Regions from separate parts of the Homo sapiens genome. Here region 2 is linked to region 1. A link is an interaction called in ENCODE POLR2A ChIA-PET data of the cell type or tissue named here. Cell type or tissue: GM12878. All regions are shown on one strand. Each heading gives the region's core, and the rest is flanking DNA. Links, peaks and the distances in the headings are about the cores only.

Region 1 (8,968 bases), core at 498-8,497:
GTTTGAAACTGCGTGGGCCCGCCTCTGTTTGTCTCTCTGTGCGCCCATTGTGAGTCTCTGTAAACAATGGATTCCTCTGTTTCTCCCAGGGCACGTGGTCCAACACTGCCTTCAAGGTTAGGTGTCCACAGTTCGAGTGCAAGCCCAGATCCACTATCCAGTTCCGGAATTCAAGGGGAATGATTGGCCTAGTTATTTATCCCTAGTCCAATCAGCTATGGCTGTGGGCGGGGCCACAAACAAACATGGCGTCAAGCGCTGACGTCCATGAAGGGAGAAGACAGGGAGAAAGGAGGAAGAAGAAAAGGAAGGAGCGAGAGAGAGAGAGAGAGAAAGAAGAGAGAGAGCTCTCAGAGAATAGAGGCTAGGGGACTGCTGATTAAATACCCCAATTCCCTCAGGTGGGACAGCACTGAGGCAGGTCTAGGCAGTCTCCAGGGGACCCTAGTGGGACAGAGCCCAGATGCCCACAGCGATGACCTGCCCTTCCTTTTTTAATTCCACCCCCCTCCGCTCCCACCCCCGAGATGGAGTCTCGCTCTGTTGCCCCGGTTGCAGTGCAGCGGCGCCACATCGGCTCACTGCAACCTTCCCCTCTCGGGTTCAAACGATTCTTCTGCCTCAGCCTCCCCGAGTAGGTGGGGATTACAGGCGCCCTCCACCACGCCCGGCTAATTTTTGTATTTTTAGTAGAGACAAGGTTTCACTATGTTGGCCAGGCTGGTCACGAACTCCTGACCTCAAGTGATCCAACCACCTCAGCCTCCCAAAGTGCTGGAATTACAGGCGTGAGCCACCATGCCTGGTCGTGACCTGCTCTTTAGTGCTTCCTGTGTCGATTGCCTTCCCTTCCCTGCCTCCCTTCCCCATGCCTCTTCCTGGGTCACCTCCCAACAAACTACATTCACCTGAACCTCGTCCAGCCGTTATGTGCTGGTGTTAAGGAGTCTGTCTGGAATTTTCCCTGAGAGCAATAAGTGGGTTTATAAACAAGGGTGTGGCATGATCTCATTTGCAACTCAGAGCACTCTGGCTGCACCCTGGAAAATGGGCAGAAAGGGCAAGAGTGGAGACAGGGTCCTGCCCAGGGAAAGGGTACAGTGACATGGAGGGGGACTGAAGACAGCTCCTTAAAGGACACCAACATCAAGGAGACTAAGCTGAGGCACTAGGGAGGAGAGGAAGACCAGGAGACAGTGAGTATCCAGAGGCCACGGGATGAACACTTCACAAGTAAGCCGGTGGCCAAGGAGATATTAAGAGCGATGGTAAAGCTGTGAAATTAAAGCCGCTCTAGTAAGGGACCTGACAGATAAATTACTGGAACAGAATGGAGTCAAGTATTAAACACGAAGATAGGTGGAACCCGGGTGTGGTGGCTCACACCTGTAATCCCAGCACTTTGGGCAGCCAAAGCAGCAGGATTGCTTGAGCCCAGGAGTTCAAGATCATCCTGGGCAACAGAGGGAGGCCCTGTCTCTACAAGATATAAAAATAAATCAGCCAGTGGTGGTGCACGCCTGTGGTCTCAACCACTCGGGAGGCTGAGGTGGGAGGATCGCTTGAGCCCGGAAGGTCAAGGCTGCAGTGAGCCATGTTCATGCCACTGCACTCCAGCCTGGGCAACAGAGTGAGACTCTGTATGCAAAAAAAAAAAAAAAAAAAAAAAAAAAAAAGTAGGAACTTAGTGTGTGATAAAAACATTTAAATCAAGGGAGAAATAAATTCCTCCAGATAGGATCTTTAAACAATTGGCTACTCATTTAGGGGAGGTCCGAGGGAGAGGAAAATGTACTCAAACTTTACAGATTTGAAAAGATGTGTAACTTTTCAAAATATAAAGTGATAGAACTGTCATAGGTAAACTGAGTCCTTTCCTTATTTTATATCACTTGCAAAGAAAGAACACCAAAATTGGAAAAAAAAAAAAGGCCAGCTGGATTTATTCTCTGGCCAGAGAAGGAGAAGGAGTGACCTCTCACTCCAGAAACACCTCCTCCTCCCCAAGCTGTGGAAAGCTGGAGAATTTTAAAGAGTTAGATATGGGGTGGAAAGGTTTGTAAGTCTGTGCAGGGAGGAACTTTAGATGCGCAGGCACAAACCATAAACATGTGTCTTCATACGATGCATGGTCAGAAAATAGTAATTTTCTTCTATGGGTGGGGATTTTAGTATTATAATAATAAGTTAATGATCTAAAGATAACAAGGAGTCCCTGATTCTGGTTTGCTCTGGTTTCCAGCAGGCCTTACCTTCCTCTGATAATTGGTGAAACATTTTGAAGCTCCCAGGGCATCTAGAGTCCTTGTAAACTAGCATACCTAGAGGTAAAGAGACTGAAAGAAACTGTTTAAGAAATGACATAGAGCTTTTGCAGTTATCGACCACTTAAGAAAATAATGAATATTCAGCTGTTTTGCTCTCTCAGCTATTTCTCCAGGACTGCCCCAACAAGAGTCTCCAAAAGTGAGCAAAATCAGCTACACAAAATGGGACATGCAAGTTACCATTCTATTTGTATTGCACACATTTTGCATTAAAGATAGAAAATGCAAACAAAGATAACTGGACACCCTTTGAAATTACTCAACTGATGATGACACCTCACTCTCCTCTACCTGGCTGGTGTTCCATACTTCTTCCCACAGACTCTGTGAACATGTCCGTACCAGCGGGGCTTTACAGCCACGATACAAGGCTTTTCTTCTTTTTTTCTTTTTTTTCTTGAGATGGAGTCTCGCTCTGTCGCCCAGGCTGGAGTGCAGTGGCACAGTCTTGGCTCACTACAAGCTCTGCCTCCCAGGTTCACGCCATTCTCCTGCCTCAGCCTCCTAAGTAGCTGGGACTACAGGCGCCCGCCACCATGCCTGGCTAATTTTTTTGTATTTTTAGTAGAGACGGGGTTTCACCGTGTTAGCTAGGATGGTCTCGATCTCCTGACCTCGTGATCCGCCCAAAGTGCTGGGATTACAGGCGTGAGCCACCGTGCCTGGCCAAGGCTTTTCTTCTCTGTCGGGTGTGCAATGTTCCAGCCGTGGTTCACTGTGGTTTCTTTCTTGATAACTGCCATGACTAAAACAACATGTCAAAGCAATATTATTTTCCTCTATATTTCTCCAGGGCTATTTCTCAGTGAATGTGCCTTTTTAACTCTCTCTTGCTTCCTTCTCATCACCTAATTCAGAATGCTTTTTCTTTTCAGACCGAGTTTCGTTCTTGTTGCCCATGGGAGTGGAGTGCAATGTCTCAGCTCACTGCAACCCCCGCCTCCTGGGTTCAAGTGATTCTCCTGCCTCAGCCTCTCAAGTAGCTGGGATTATAGGAATGCGCCACCACGCCTGGCTAATTTTGTATTTTTAGTAGAGATGAGGTTTCTCCCTGTTGGTCAGGCTGGTCTCGAACTCCCGACCTCAGGTGATCCCCCTGCCTCGGCCTCCCAAAATGCTGGGATTATAGTCATGAGCCACTGTGCCTGGCCCAGAATTCTTAAAATAAGTTGATCAAGAGTCTATTGCCTAGTGATGTCAGAGGGTTAGCAGAAACCCCCGTGCCTTGGTATCTAAAAATGTTTTTCTTTTAGTTATGCTAAACTGGTGCTGCCTAATAGGGTGGCTACTCACCCCATGTGGCTACTTCAATTTAAATTAATTAAAATGAAATAAAATTTAAAATTCACTTCTTCAGTTGTACAAGCCGTATTTCAATAGCCACATGTAGCTAATGGCTACCATATTGAACAGCAAAGACATACAGAACTTGCCTACCATTGTAGAAAGTTCAACTGGACAGTGCTACAACATCTGTGGGATAGAAGAAAAGGTGAGTTTAGTTGCAAATAAGCAAGTAAGGTAAGGGTAGTCCCAATCAGATAGATGGCATCTATTTTGTGTGAAGTCTTGTGCTCACGCCCATAGTCCCAGCTACTTGGGAGGCGGAGGTGGGAGGATCACTTGAGGCCAGGATTTTGAGACCAGCCTGGACAACATAGCAAAATAAAAATAAAAAATATTTTCTTTTCCTTTTTCTTTTTTTTTTTTTTGGAGACACAGTTTCGCTCTTGTTGCCCAGGCTGGAGTGCAGTGGTGCGATCTCGGCTTACTGCAACCTCTACCTCCCGGGTTCAAGCAATTCTTCTGCCTCAGCTTCCCAAGTAGCTGGGATTATTGGCATGTGCCAACATATTCAGCTACTTTTGTATTTTTAGTAGAGATGGGGTTTCACCATGTTGGCCAGGCTGGCCTTGAATTCTTGACCTCAAGTGATCCACCCGCCTCGGCCTCCCAAAGTGCTGGGATTACAGGTGTGAGCCATGAGATGGAGTCTTGCTCTGTCGCTCAGTCTGGAGTGCAGTGGCAAGATCTTGGGTCACTGCAACCTCCACCTCCTGGGTTCAAAGGATTCTCCTGCCTCAGCCTCCTTAGTAGCTGGGATTACAGGCGTGCACCACCACCCCCAGCTAATTTTTGTATTTTTTTTAGTAGAGACAGGGTTTCACCATGTTGGCCAGGCTGGTCTCAAACTCCTGAGTTCAACACAAATATTGAAATAGGAGGCAGGGTAGTCCCAGCCACTTGGGAGGCTGAGGTAGGAGGATCACCTTGAACTCAGGAGGTCAAGACTGCAGTAAGCCATGATTGTACCACTTCACCCCAGTCTGGGCAACAGAGTAAGACCCTGTCTCAAAAAAAAAAAAAGAAAAAGAAAGAGAGAAAGAAAGAAAAAGAAGGAAGGAAGGAAAGGAAGGAAGGAAGGATGGAAGGAAGGAGGGAAAGAATAGAAAAAGAAATAGGAGGCAGAGTTGTCTGATGAGAATGAGAGGAAAGGCAAGAGGGTGGGAAGTGGGATGAGTGTCAAGAAGATTCAAAATAGTTGCTATGGTGAACGGGAGGAGAGCGCCAACAGGGAAAACAGGAATTCCCGGGTGGTGGTAAGAATTAGAGACCATGAATTTGTTATTGCCAGCAGTCTAAGTGACAGATTATGGGAGCAACCTGGGGCCTTCCCACCAACAGGAACGGCCTTCCACCTCCACACCCAGCAACCCACCAGGACTTGCCAAGTGGTTCACATAATTTTAAGGTATGTCATCATTGGTGTCTACTGTTTGTTATGGTGTCAACATGTGTTACTGGGACTGTAACTAGCCAGGCCCAAGATACAGCAGCAAAAGGCTGATTCTGTTGCTCTGCCCATAGATCACCCTTTCCTGGGACTTGCATCCCCTGTCAGGCCACAACATAGAGCAGAAAGCTTTTCTTTGTCCCCTGACTCAACTCAGCCACTGGGAATGACTTGGTTCACTCAGCTTAATCTGGATATACCTACCCTACCTTCTTATAAATGCTGGGTTTATTTAAACCTCAAGATCTCCCCTCTATTCCTCTCTACCCAAGCTGAATACCCATGCTATCCTTGGGAAATTCAAAAAATACCTGTTTCCTAGTCAAGATAGCTGGCCATTTTACATAACAACCCAGGTCTTCTGCAACCCTAAACAAAGGCTGGAGATAGATGAGGAAAACTAAGGCTCTCCTAATGGTGGAGGGTAGAGAGACGTCTGAGGTTTCTGGAGGACTGAGGACCTGTTGTCTTCTCCACCAGTCTAACCAGAACAGGTATAAACATCATGGAAGGAAATTTACATTGATCCAGGACTGGGCTTTTGCCACAAGTTGCAAATTATGTTATTTAGGGTGCTTTTGTGTGAAAGTAGCAGAATGCCTGACTCAAGCTGGCTTAAATATGAAATAAATGGTTATTTCATGTACTAGGATATCCTGGGGCAAGATAAGCTTCAGAGTGTGTTGATTTAGTGGCTTGACAACATAGTCAAGGATCTGGGTTCTTTCTTTCTCTCTGTACTGCCACCCTTGTTGTTGGGTTCGTCCTCAGAAAGAAAGATAATCAATTCTTTTGTCTCTTTCATGGGAAAATCTTTCCCAGAGTCCCTTTCGTCCCACCTCACTCTACCCTCTAGTGCTAGAAGTGAGTCACACGCCTGTTCCTCTCCTGACAAAAGACAGGGAATGACCATGACCTGCTTGGACCAACCATCTGGGTTGGAATGGATGTCGGGGAGTCGTTCACAACATCCATGCCTGGATATAGCAAAGATCATGGAATCTAGGCTGGATGGGAAAGGAATTGGAGGAAGGAGGGTCCTGAGAGGGAGAAAGTGGAAGGGCCAAGGGATTCTGTAGTTCAAAGAACTGCTAAGCTGGAATGACCAAAAGAACAGAAGGTGCAAGCCTGTGATCAGAGAAATGTGAGACTTTAGAGGAAGATTTTTTCCAGGAGAAACCAAGGTCCAGGACATGGTCCAGGGAAATGGTGGCTAAAGCAGAGTGGAGGTGAAGGTCATTGGAATAAGAAGGGACAGGAGCTGAGGGGCCAGGAGTTCGGCCAGGTCCTAGGTCATTAAAGTCACCAGTATGGCAGTAGGAACTGGGGTGAGAAGGATAAGCCAGTTGCCAAAGCCCTTTGAGAATAAGGGTTGATAGGTTGGTTGACTGATTGATGAGTAGGCATCATCAATGAGAGGGCACAGAAGGTGGTACAGCCAGATGCCAGGAGCCTCAGCACTTACTCAAGATGGAGGACTATGGATCTAGTAATAGAGGTGTGGAGGACAGAGGACACCATGGGGTTGGGAGAAGGACCACCATTCCCTGGTAAGGGCTTCAAGGACTATCAGGGAAGAGCCAGGGCTTACTTAGGGCAGGAAGTAGAGGGAACTGTTTGTGCAGAGGTCATGACCTTAAAAATAAAGAGCACGCCCCACTCTTCCTTTACTCCATCTCACAGGCTGGAATGAGAATCTGTAAGTGAGCCACCTTTGACCCAGAATTTGGGAACTCATACCCCTCACTTGCTAGTTGGTAATAGAAGCACGCTTGAAACAGTCCTTCCCACGTGTCCATTAATCCCGAGAGCTTGTCAGTCTCAGGGGTGTAGCAGACACTCTTAATTGCCCATTCAAAATTCATTCTAAGTGGGGCATGGGAGCTCATGCCTGAAATCCCAGCACTTTGGGAGGCAGGAGGATCCCTCGAGCCCAGGAGTTCAAGATCAGCCTGGGCAACATAATGAGACCCCTTTTCTCTATAAAAAATAGAAAATATAGCCAGGTGGAGGCAGGGCGTGGTGGCTCATGCCTGTAATCCCAGCACTTTGGGAGGCTGAGGTAGGTGGATCACCTGAGGCCAGGAGTTTGAGACCAACCTGGCCAACATGGCCAAACTCCGTCCCTACTAAAAATACAAAAAATTAGTTGGGTGTGGTGGTGGGCGCCTGTAATTCCAGCTACTCGGGAGGCTGGGGCAGGAGAATCGCTTGAACCCGGGAGTTCTAGACAGGTCTCACTGTATCAGCCCAGGCTGATCTCGAACTCATGAGCTCAAGCAATCCTCCCATCTCAGCCTCCCAAAGTGCTGAGATTACAGGTTTGAGCCAGTAGGCCTGGCCCCTACATCTTTCTTTAGAAGCCCCACAACAAATTTCCTCTCGTGTTTCATAGCCATACACTTGTTTTCATACCCATTCACTGCAGAGCCTGCAGTGAATCGAGATTGCACCACTGCACTCTAGCCTGGGTGACAGAGCGAGACTCTATCTCAAACAAAAAAAAAAGAAAAAGAAAAAATAGCCAGGTATGGTGGCATGCACCTACGGTCCCAGCTACTCTGGAAGCTGGGTGGCAGTTGGTGGGGGATCATTTGAGCCCAGGAGGTGGAGGCTGCAGTGAGTGCTGAGTGAGACCCCCTCTATAAACAAACAAACAAACAAACAAACAAACCATTCTATTTTCCTTGTTAACAGAATCCCCAATTTTATTCAGGTTTTAAACTCTTGAGAAAGACAACATCATCCCCAATTCAGGAATATCATGTTAGTCCCATTCTACTTGTGGGTGACTGGTGTAGGAATGGGTATGAAAACAAGTGTATGGCTATGAAACACAAGAGGAAATTTGTTGTGGGGCTTCTAAAGAAAGACGTAGGGGCCGGGCTTACTGGCTCAAACCTGTAATCTCAGCACTTTGGGAGGCTGAGATGGGAGGATTGCTTGAGCTCAGGAGTTTGAGATCAGTCTGGGCTGATAGTGAGACCTGTCTATAAAAAATTTTTAAATTAGCCAGGCGTGGTGGTGCATGCCTGTTGTCGCAGCTACTTGGGAGGCTGAGGTGGGAGGATCACTTGAGTGCAGGAGTCTAAGGTTGCAATCAGCTATGAACACATCACTGCACTCCAGCCTGTCTGACAGACTGAGATCCTGTCAAGGAAGGAAGGAGGGAGGGACAGAGGAAAGGAAGGAAAGAAGGCAAGAAGGCAGGAAGGAAGGAAAGAAGGAAGGAGTCATTCCTAAGAAACAGATGCGAGAAGAGATGGTCTTTCTGAAATGACATGCTCTGGATGGCAGAGCAGAATGATGGTAAGAACTTGGTTCGAACAATTGAGTTAACTAATTCAGGAGCTACCCTACTTTGGGACTTCTTTTTTTATTTTTTATTTTTATTTTTTGAGACAGAGTCTCGCTCTCTTGCCCAGGCCAGAGTGCAGCGGCACAATCTCGGCTCACTGGGGATAATGCTGCTATAAACATGGTTCTGCAAATTCCTGTTCATGTTTCTGCTTTCGATTCTTTGGAGATATAGCCAGTAGTAGAATTGCTGGGTCTTGTGGTAATTCTATATTTAAGTTTTTGAGGAAACAAGGTTTTTTTGGGTTTTTTTTTTTGAGACAGAGTCTAGTTCTGTAGCCCAGGCTGGAGTGCAGAGGCGTGATCTTGGCTCACTGCAACCTCTGCCTCCCAGGTTCAAGCGATTCTCATGCCTCAGCCTCCTGAGTAGCTGGGATTACAGGAGTGTGCCACCACACCTGGCTAATTTTTGTATTTTTGGTAGAGATGGGGTTTTGCCATGTTGGCCAGGCTGGTCTCGAACTCCTGACCTTAAGCAATCCGCCCGCCT
Region 2 (8,968 bases), core at 473-8,472, 830 kb after region 1:
CTGAAGTTTAGTTATTTTGGATATTTTTAAAAGTCAAAACTACCTTTTGATCATTTAAAATGAACCTTAAAATATCAAAAGTTTACAAGTTGGCAAGTTATGAGTAAACAGAGTTCCCAGACTCAGTGTCTCATGCTCACCCTATCTATGCTCCTGAGTCTCACTCACCTATGACCACCCTTTCCCTGACCCATTGTGCCTCCAGGACCCATCCTTGGCCCCTCCCCATTTTTGTCCCCTAACCCCACGGTTGAAGCAGCTTCAACCTGGTCCATGCCAGAAGCGAAATGGTCAACTGTGGCTCTTCCAACACCAGCCCATTGATCTTCCTTCTTTTCCAAGGTGGAAACTCACTCATCCTCCTCATGTGGGGAGCCAGGCCTTCACTCTGAAGGTGGGAATCAAATTGACCTCACCTGCTTTTTGGAGAGCAGTTTGGCCACATATATGGGAACCGATCCTTCCAGAAGGACTACTCAAGGGTGGAAGATGAAAGGTGGAGGAGTGGAGGCTGTTCACTGCAGCCCCAAACTGGAAACAAGTATAATGCCCACCCCTTAGAGATTGGTTAAATAAGGTCCAGCTCATCCACCCATGCAGTGGAATTCTAAGCAGCCCCAAAAATAAGGCACAGGGCCAATATGAAGAGACTAGGAAGATGCCCTTGATATTAAGACAAAAAGGGAAAACAGTCAGTTGCACAATTGTCTGGGCATCCTGAGAAGTACTGTATTGTATAATCCCATCTTTCTAAAAACATTCTCTACATATGCATGCAATACACAGGCACACACATGCGTGTGTACACACACACGTGTATGTATATATATGTGTGTGTGTATGTGTATATATGTGTGTGTGTATATATATAATATTATATATAATATATATTATATTATATATAATATATATTATATAAAATATATATTATATTATTATAATATATATTATATAAAATATATATTATATTATTATAATATATATTATATAATATAATATATATTATATATTATAATAATATAATATATAATATATATATAATATATATACTTTTTTTTTGCCAGTAGTCCTCAGTCAGGGGTGATTTACCCTTTATGGGACATTTGGCAATATCTGAAGATATTTTTGGTTGTCACAACTGAAAGTGACGGTGCTGCTGTCATCTAGTGGCCAAGGATGCTGCTAAAAATCTCACAATGCACAGGACAGCACTTCACAACCCTGATACGTAATAAGAGATATAAGACATGTGAGAGGGGGAGGGAGAGGGAGAGAGGGAGGAAGGCTCAGAGGCAGGAAGAGGAGGAGGAGGAGGAGGAGGAGGAGGGAGGGGCGATGAGAGAAAGGGAAGGAGGAAGGTTTCTAGATTATGCATAAAAAACCAAACAGAGGTGTATAAGCCACCTGTTACAGTGGATAATTCTGGATGGTGGTTTGCAAATAATGTTGCATTTCTAAGTTAAACAATTCTGTATTGTTTGAAATTTTCTCTTACAATGACCTTGCATGACTTTAGTAAGTAGGGGAAAAAATCAATTTTTTAAAAGCTGCCCCCATTTCTCTGAGCAGCATTTCAAGTGTGCCAAGGATGTAGAGACCCCCAACAAGCACACGTGCACACACACACATGCACACAACACATGCACACACACACGCACACACAGAGATCCTGTGTGTTTCAGCTGAGGAGACTGAAACGCAGCAGGAGTGAAAGCTAGGTCAGATGCCACCCATCTCAGCACAACTTCCACCGCCCTTTCAGTTCCTAAAAGGTTGGGGGGAGAGGTGGGCCAAGCTGCTGGTTAAGTCGTCCTCACAAGGTCAGAAATGTACAGATACTGTCTTCACATCTGTTCAAGGGAATGTTGATGAACATTAGGTTCTCCCAGCCCACTGGCCTCTATGGCCTACAGGTGTGAATTAGAAGGGCCACTTCTGGGTAGATTAAATTAGAAAAAGTTGCCCCTTCTGGGTAGCTATGGCTCAGCAATCAAGTGGGGGCTGGATTTCAGCCCATCCATCTACCGCTCTCCTCAGGTGTCTTTGTGCAGTGCACATCCTGAACAACTGCACATGGTGGCCCTAACTCCTTAACATTAAACCAGACATTCTTCACATCCTTGTCTGGGAGAAAAACTAGTCATTGTCTGGGCAGCCCCAAGAAGTATATTTCTGTTCATTCTCCCCCTCCTTGAAACCTGAGAATTTCCATGCTCCACTCCCCAGTGCTATGGAGGGACGCCAAACCAGGCTTAGCCCCAGCCCTGGGGTTGATTTCCCAGCACCTCACACAAATCTGATCTTGGTGCAGTGGAACAGCCCCTGGACCACAGCAGCCTTCGGCAGCTGGTTCTCGACAATTATATCCTGAAGGAGAATCGGAGTAAGGAAGTGCGCGGAGACAGCCTGCCTGAGAAGGTGGATGACTTCAGATCCAGGAAGAAAGTAACCATGTGAGGTGCATGCATGGGGCCACCTTTGCAACATAACCGAAAGAATAAATGTTTTGTTCTGTAGCCTCGTGCCTGTCACACACATTACTAAGGGCTTTGGGTACTGGGGCCACCTCTGGGCTGGGGCCGAGGAGCGAGAAGTAAAAGCGGGAACAGGGAGTGGGAACCATGTGAGTCCATCAAGGCCCCTGGAAACCTCTGAGCTGGAGACCAGCACAGGCCACCCCCAGATATGCAGAGACATGGATGCAGATGCGGTCCACCAGATGTAACAGGGACTAGCCCGGGGGAGGGGCCATGCTGGAGCCAAAGTGTGGATCCTGAGACGCCCCTGGCCACCCGAGGTGTGGCAAACACTCACAAATGGGAAGTGGGAGCTGGGGGCGTGCTGGATCTGCTACTCTGGGTGTGTCTGTGTACATGTGTGTATATCTGTGTTTCTGAGTGTCTGTGTCTCTGTGTGTTTGTATCTATGTGTCTGTATATATGTCTGTGTATATCTCTTTGTGTATCTGAGTGTGTCTCTGTGTCTGTGTGTCCATGTATGTGTGTACCCGTGTGTGTCTCAGTATCTGTGTGCATCTCCATATGTCTCTGTGTCTCTGTTTCTGTGTGTCTCTGCGTGTCTGCACCGGTGTGTGTCTCTGTATATCTCTGTGTCCGTGTGTGTCTCTGCATGTCTGTATCTGCGTGCATCTCCGTATGTCTCTGTGTCTCTGTCTCTGTGTGTCTCTGCATGTCTGCACCTGTGTATGTCTCTGTGTGTCCCTGTCTATGTGTCTCTGTATGTTTCTGTGGCTCTCTCTGTGTGTGTCTCTGTGTGTCCCTATCTGTGTGTCTCTGTGTGTGTCTCTGTATGTTTCTGTGTCTCTCTCTCTGTGTGTCTCTGCATGTCTGTATCTGTGTGCATCTCTGTGTCTCTGTGTGTGTCTCTGTATGTCTCTGTGTGTCCCTGTCTGTGTGTCTCTGCGTGTCTGTATCTGTGTGTGTCTCTGTATCTCTGTGTGCATCTCTGTATGTCCCTGTGTCTCTGTCTCTGTGTGTTCTGTATGTCTCTGCAAGTCTGTACCTGTTCTTGGGATTCTCTTTTTTTTTTTTTTTGAGCCGGAGTTTGGCTCTGTTGCCCAGGCTGGAGTGATCTCAGCTCAGTGAGTGGTGTGATCTCAGCTCACTGTGTATCTGTGTGCATCTCTGTATCTCTCTGTGTGTCTCTGCATGTCTCTGTCTCTGCGTGTGTCTGTCGTGGGTGAGCATGTCACTGTGGAGCTGAGTCCAGGGTGTCTTGCCCAGAACCACGCACTGCCCTGGAGTGTCCTGAGTCCCGCCTTCTTGGTGCCGGACTGCATCTCTGACCACAGGAGCCCGGGTATGAGGCTCTCGGCCTGGACCAACTCTGGAGTGCAGGGAAGCCGTGAGGGGCGAGGGTCACCACAGGGTGTGGGGTGTCCTGGGTCATGGGGATGGGGCCATGACTCCCCTGGGTCCCTGCCCACGCAGCCTGCTTTGAAAGGGGCCCCAGGTCTCTGCAGCCAGGGGACAGTTTCATTCGTCTTGTTAATGGCTCAGCCCTGAGCTCCTCCCACTGTTGTCATTGTCAAGCCTTGAGGACTGGCCCTAACTGTGGCTCCTCTGGCCTCCTGGGTCCTCCTGCCTTCACTGTGACCCCAGCTCCACTCCGTCACCACATTTCAGCTTCTTCCCATCACATCACTGACTTGGGCTGTGTCCTGGGTTCTTGGGTTCTTAGGAGTCTCTCTCTCTCTCTCTCTTTTTTTTTTTTTTTCCGAGACGGAGTTTGGCTCTGTCGCCCAGGCTGGAGTGATCTCAGCTCAGTGAGTGGTGTGATCTCAGCTCACTGCAACCTCCACCTCCCGGGTTCAAGTGATTCTCTTGCCTCAGCCTACTGAGTAGCTGGGATTACAGGCATGTGCCACCATGCCTGGTTAATTTTTGTATTCTTAGTAGAGACGGGGTTTTGCCATTTTGGCCAGGCTGGTCTCGAACTCCTGACCTCAAGCCATCTGCCTGACTCGACCTCCCAAAGTGCTGGGAGGGTTCTTGGGATTCTCTTGAAAACTTGAAGTACCCGAAGTCCACTCCCTGCTTCTTCTTGGGTTTTCCTCTGGGGAATCTTCCCTCCCATCTCCAGGCCATATGGTTCAGGAGGACTCTGATTTCAACCCCAGCACAGGGCTGATCATTTGAGCCAGGCCTGTCCATCAGAGCACTGCCCTTGCCAGTCCATGGTGATTGGCTCAGGGGTGTCAAGTGCCCCAGAGGGATCCCACAAGGCCCTGTTCTGATGTTTGTGTGGAGCTGGAAGAGAGAGGAGTACGCTCTTCTAGGATTGCTGAGGGGCTGGAAAAGGGGCAGGAGCTGCTCTTAATTATTTTGCCACTGCTGAGAGCAGAGCAACGTGACAGAAAACAGAGGCCTCCCCAGCCTCTGAGGGCACTGCCTGGGCTCCTAGGTGCAATTGTGCTTGAAGCCCTTGGACTTCTTAGTTATTTGAACCTATTTCTGTTTTTTTTTTTTTTCCTTTTCTAAGAGACAGAGTCTTACTCTGCCACCCAGGCTGGAGTGCAGTTCACTGCAGCCTCGACCTCCTGGGCTCAAGCGATCTTCCCACTGCAGCCTCCTGGGTAGCTGAGACCACAGGTGCACACCACCATGCCTGGCTATTTATTTTTTATAGAGATTGGATCTCACTATGTTGCCTAGGCTGGTCTCAAACTTTTGGGCTCAAGTGATCCTCCTGCCTCAGCCTCTCAAAGCGCTAGCATCACAGGCGTGAGCCACCACACCTGGCCCTATTTGTTTCTTACACTGGGACTCTTGCAGCCATAACAGACCTGAATGCTTCAACCGTGACTGTGGTCATTCAAAATCAAAGGTCAACTCACATCCAGGCCTGGGCCCCAGACAGAGACAGAAGTCAGTACCACTCCCTCAGTTTGCTAGGGAAGAAGTACAGACAACTTCTACTTTATCTGAAACTAGAAGTCACCCTCTTAGGATTAGCAGGTGTGATTACTGTTGAACGAGCTATGTTCCTACCATGTGTCAGTCCGCTTCCTTCTTGTCACTGTCACTGGCAGGAGAGGCATTCCGATGGCATCCCAAGGGACAGATGTCATGGAAGCAAGGCCCTCTAAATGCTTGAGCTCTTTGGAAGAGAGGGCTTTGGTCATCCAGGTAACATTCCAGGAAAACGTGATCCTTGATAGAAACAGTTCTGAGTGGCTGCAAAGGTCTACCTTAAATAAAGAGTCACCAAGATTCAATAATAATGACTGCAAGGCTGTCACTAGCTCATCTGCCTTTGCCTTCCTTACACAAGGCACTGTTTGTCAGAGAAATGTCGTGACCAAATACACGACCTCCTGTTTATTGGAACATGGCCTCTGGATGGATTTCCAACTGTAGGATGTGCGGCCACGAAGTACCCATAGCCACCCAGGCTGCAAAGAAGATGGAGGTGGATAAATGGGGCAGCCACATGGCTAACAGACAAGGTAGGGACAGAGGCGGTACTCGGGGGAGAGAGATGAGGGCAGGGACCACTCTGCAAAGACGAGCCCAGGGCGCAGCAGCGAGCCCCCTCCTAGTCCTTCTCTTCTCCGTGGGTGATGATGTGCACCAGGTTCTTGTAGTCCAAGTTGCCAGTCACGTCAGGGGGGAAGGCGGCGAACATCTGGTCAACCTGCAATGAGCCAGCAACACGTGCTAAGGACGAGGGGAGGGGAACTGAGACGGAGGGTGGGGGGCTGTGGGCGGGGCCTGAGTGGACGGATAGCTGGGGGGTGGGGGATGGGAACATGGGCCACTCAGAGGGTCCTCCGGGGAAGGACTTCCCCAGCTGCTGCAGGGCCCCCTCGCCCAAGGTCATGCCCTTTCTGGGGCAGCCCACAGCCAGCGGATGGGATTGGTGTGGGGGTATAAAGGCACGGCCATCTCGCCCAACTTGGTACCTCTCAGGAGAGCTGTAGAATAAGCTCCCTCCCTGGGTAGTCAGCAGTGCCGATCTTTGGGCCTAAATCTTGGCTCAACTTCTTCCTTCATGCACTTTTCCTTCCTTGCCCTTCCCTGTTCTTCCTTTCTTGCCCTTCCCTGTTCTTCCTTCCCTGACCCCAAGGGCCCTCCCAAGTAAACATCATGCAGAGATGTCCCTGGAAACCCAGCCTTCCACTGGGATCACAAACTCAAGGGTTCCGAGGGGCCAGGCAGGTTATGCAAGGGAGCAGGATAGGTCCTATGGCTAAATGGAGACACGTGGCCATCTAAAAAGGTGACATGAAGTGACCACAGGGTCCAGGGTGTCAGAAATCTAGATTTTTGTTTTTACACAAAATTTCCCCATTTAAAAAGCATTGGCTAGTTATTATTATTATTTTTTTAAAACATACTGGCTATTCATAGCTAGCACTTATATTGCCCTTGCCACAAGTTCACACTTTCCCCACATTAACATGTCGAATCCTCGCAATCTCCTATGAGGTAGCTTCTATTATTATTCCCACTTTACAGATGAGGAAATTGAGGTGCAGTGAGGTTAAGGAGCTTGTTCAAAGCACACAGCAGGTGGAAAGTGAAGGCAGCCCTTTTAGCTGCTTGAATTTTGGGGGAGGGAAAATCTACATACAATTTTTAGTAAAATGTGGAACTTGATGGAAACAGGCCTGTGAGGCTATGAGGGGAGCATTTAAAATCGACTCATTAAGGTTCACTAATAAGGTTGACGGCACCATTGCTTGCTCATACAGAAGCTTTGGCAAATTAGCAAAAGTGCCCCTTCTACCAAACTCACTACCGCACCACCTGAGTTGAAAAAAAAAAAAATTATTACCAGACACTTTACTGCCAGTTCTGGAAAGCTGTTGCAACAAATACACAGTCTGATGACTTTTATGAAACTGACATTTAGAAGAATTGTTCAGTGCACAACTCACATGACAGTATGTGGCGGCCCTTCACGCCATAATAATGTCATGCTCTAAGCAGGTCTCTATGCATCGTGAGCAAGGCAGAACCTGCAGTCACGCAGACCTAGGTTTGAATCTAGGTCCTGGCATTTACTATTAGTGTTGTTATTTTATTTTATTTTTGAGACAGAGTCTTGCTCTGTTGCCCAGACTGGAGTGCAGTGGCATGATCTTGGCTCATTGCAACCTCTGCCTCCCGGGTTCAAGCGATTCTCGTGCCATGCGTCAGCCTCCTGAGTGGCTGGGAATACAGGCGTCCACCACCATGCCCAGCTAATTTTTGTATTTTTAGTAGAGACAGGGTTTCCTCATGTTGGCTAGGCTGGTCTCAAACTCCTGGTCTCAAGTGATCCTCCTGCCTTGGCCTCCCAAAGTGCTGGGATTACAGGTGTGATTATTGTTATTTTAGATGAGTGACTTTACTTCCCTGGGTCTCAGTTTGCCTATCTGTAAAATGGCAGTTATGCCAGTCCCTACCTCATAGGGTGGCAGAGAATGAAATGAGGCCAGGCCTCAGAAGACGATAGCTGGTTCTCTGTCAGTGTGGGGTCAGGGGTGCTTTAGACGAGAGGGGAGACGGAGCCCCCCAGAAGGAGAACCCAGGAGCTGGGTTAGAGGGAGTGCTTGAAGGACCCCATTACCTCCTCCTTGGAAAACCTCTCCGCCTGCGTGGTCAGCATTTCCCGAACGCTGCAGAGAAAGGAAAGCAGGTGTTGGTGTCAGTTGTGTGTGTGTAGGGGGGACAGGGGGCAAGCAGGGAACCCCCTTCCTCCCCCACAGACCCCACTCACTAATCAGCCTTCAGCACCCCTTTGCCTTCAGGGTCAAACACTTTGAATGCGTTGAGAATGGTTTCCTCAGGGTCCGCTCCTGAAACGGAACACAGGGCTTACATGTACTGGGGGTGGCTGGGAACCACTGGCACCCCAGGCAGCAGGGCCCAAGTTCCCCCAGAGATGAAGGGGCCAGAGCAAGGCTGCTTTGCATGGAGGAAAAAGACCCTGCTTTCGTCTGATCACTGAGCCTCTGTATTTCGAAGAGAGGGCTGAGAACCCAAGGTCAAACATCATCTAGATTTGAAAGCCTGGGATTCAAATCTTAACCCTGGCACTTGCTAGCCATGTGGCCTCAGACAAGGGACTTTCTGTCTCTTAGTCTCAGTTCCCCATCTGTAAACTGGTGATAAGAATAGAGCATACCTCCTAGTTGCTATTAAGTGGGGTAATGCATATAAAGTGGTTAGCATGAGGTCTGACTTAGGTTAAGTCTTGGAGCAATGTTAGTTGCTGTGTTTTTGTTTTGTTTTGTTTTGTTTTGAGACAGAGTCTCACCTTGTTACCAAGGCCGGAGTGCAGTGGCACAATGTCAGCTCACTGCAACCTCTGACATCCCGGTTCAAGGGATTCTCCCGCCTCAGCCTCCTGAGTACCTGGGACTACAGGTGCACACCACCATGCCTGGCTAATTTTTTTGTGTGTTTTTAGTACAGATGGGGTTTCACCATGTTGGCCAGGTTGGTCTTGAACTCCTGAC

Evidence for each region. ChIA-PET counts read pairs that join two places held together with the same protein. Peaks named below come from ENCODE experiments on the same cell type or tissue, not always from the same donor. Only the 100,000 strongest peaks of a DNase experiment are listed, where the experiment ranks them.
Region 2: POLR2A ChIA-PET joins it to region 1 with 6 read pairs; 2 of 35 experiments call an interaction of 5 or more read pairs at or near these places.

Annotation. Positions count from the first base shown.
Region 1 is chr12:110,079,742-110,088,709 of GRCh38, forward strand. LOC105369976 (a long non-coding RNA gene) reads right to left here. Exons shown (of 3, transcript XR_945334.2): 3 at 2,956-3,072. Among named protein-coding and RNA genes, the nearest start is that of C12orf76, 36 kb to the left of the region's middle. RefSeq lists a cis regulatory region at 1-514 and an enhancer at 1-125. In GM12878, for the core only: no CTCF peak of the experiment used is centred there; no DNase peak of the experiment used is centred there; H3K27ac peaks cover 331 bases.
Region 2 is chr12:110,905,020-110,913,987 of GRCh38, forward strand. CCDC63 (coiled-coil domain containing 63) reads left to right here. Exons shown (of 12, transcript NM_152591.3): 12 at 2,312-2,516. The coding sequence ends at 2,457. MYL2 (myosin light chain 2) reads right to left here. Exons shown (of 7, transcript NM_000432.4): 5 at 8,227-8,305; 6 at 8,077-8,125; 7 at 5,826-6,156. The coding sequence ends at 6,058. Among named protein-coding and RNA genes, the nearest start is that of MYL2, 11 kb to the right of the region's middle. In GM12878, for the core only: a CTCF peak has its summit at 1,169 (motif pointing left); DNase peaks (open chromatin) are centred at 1,202 and 1,692; H3K4me3 peaks cover 1,113 bases; H3K27ac peaks cover 3,202 bases.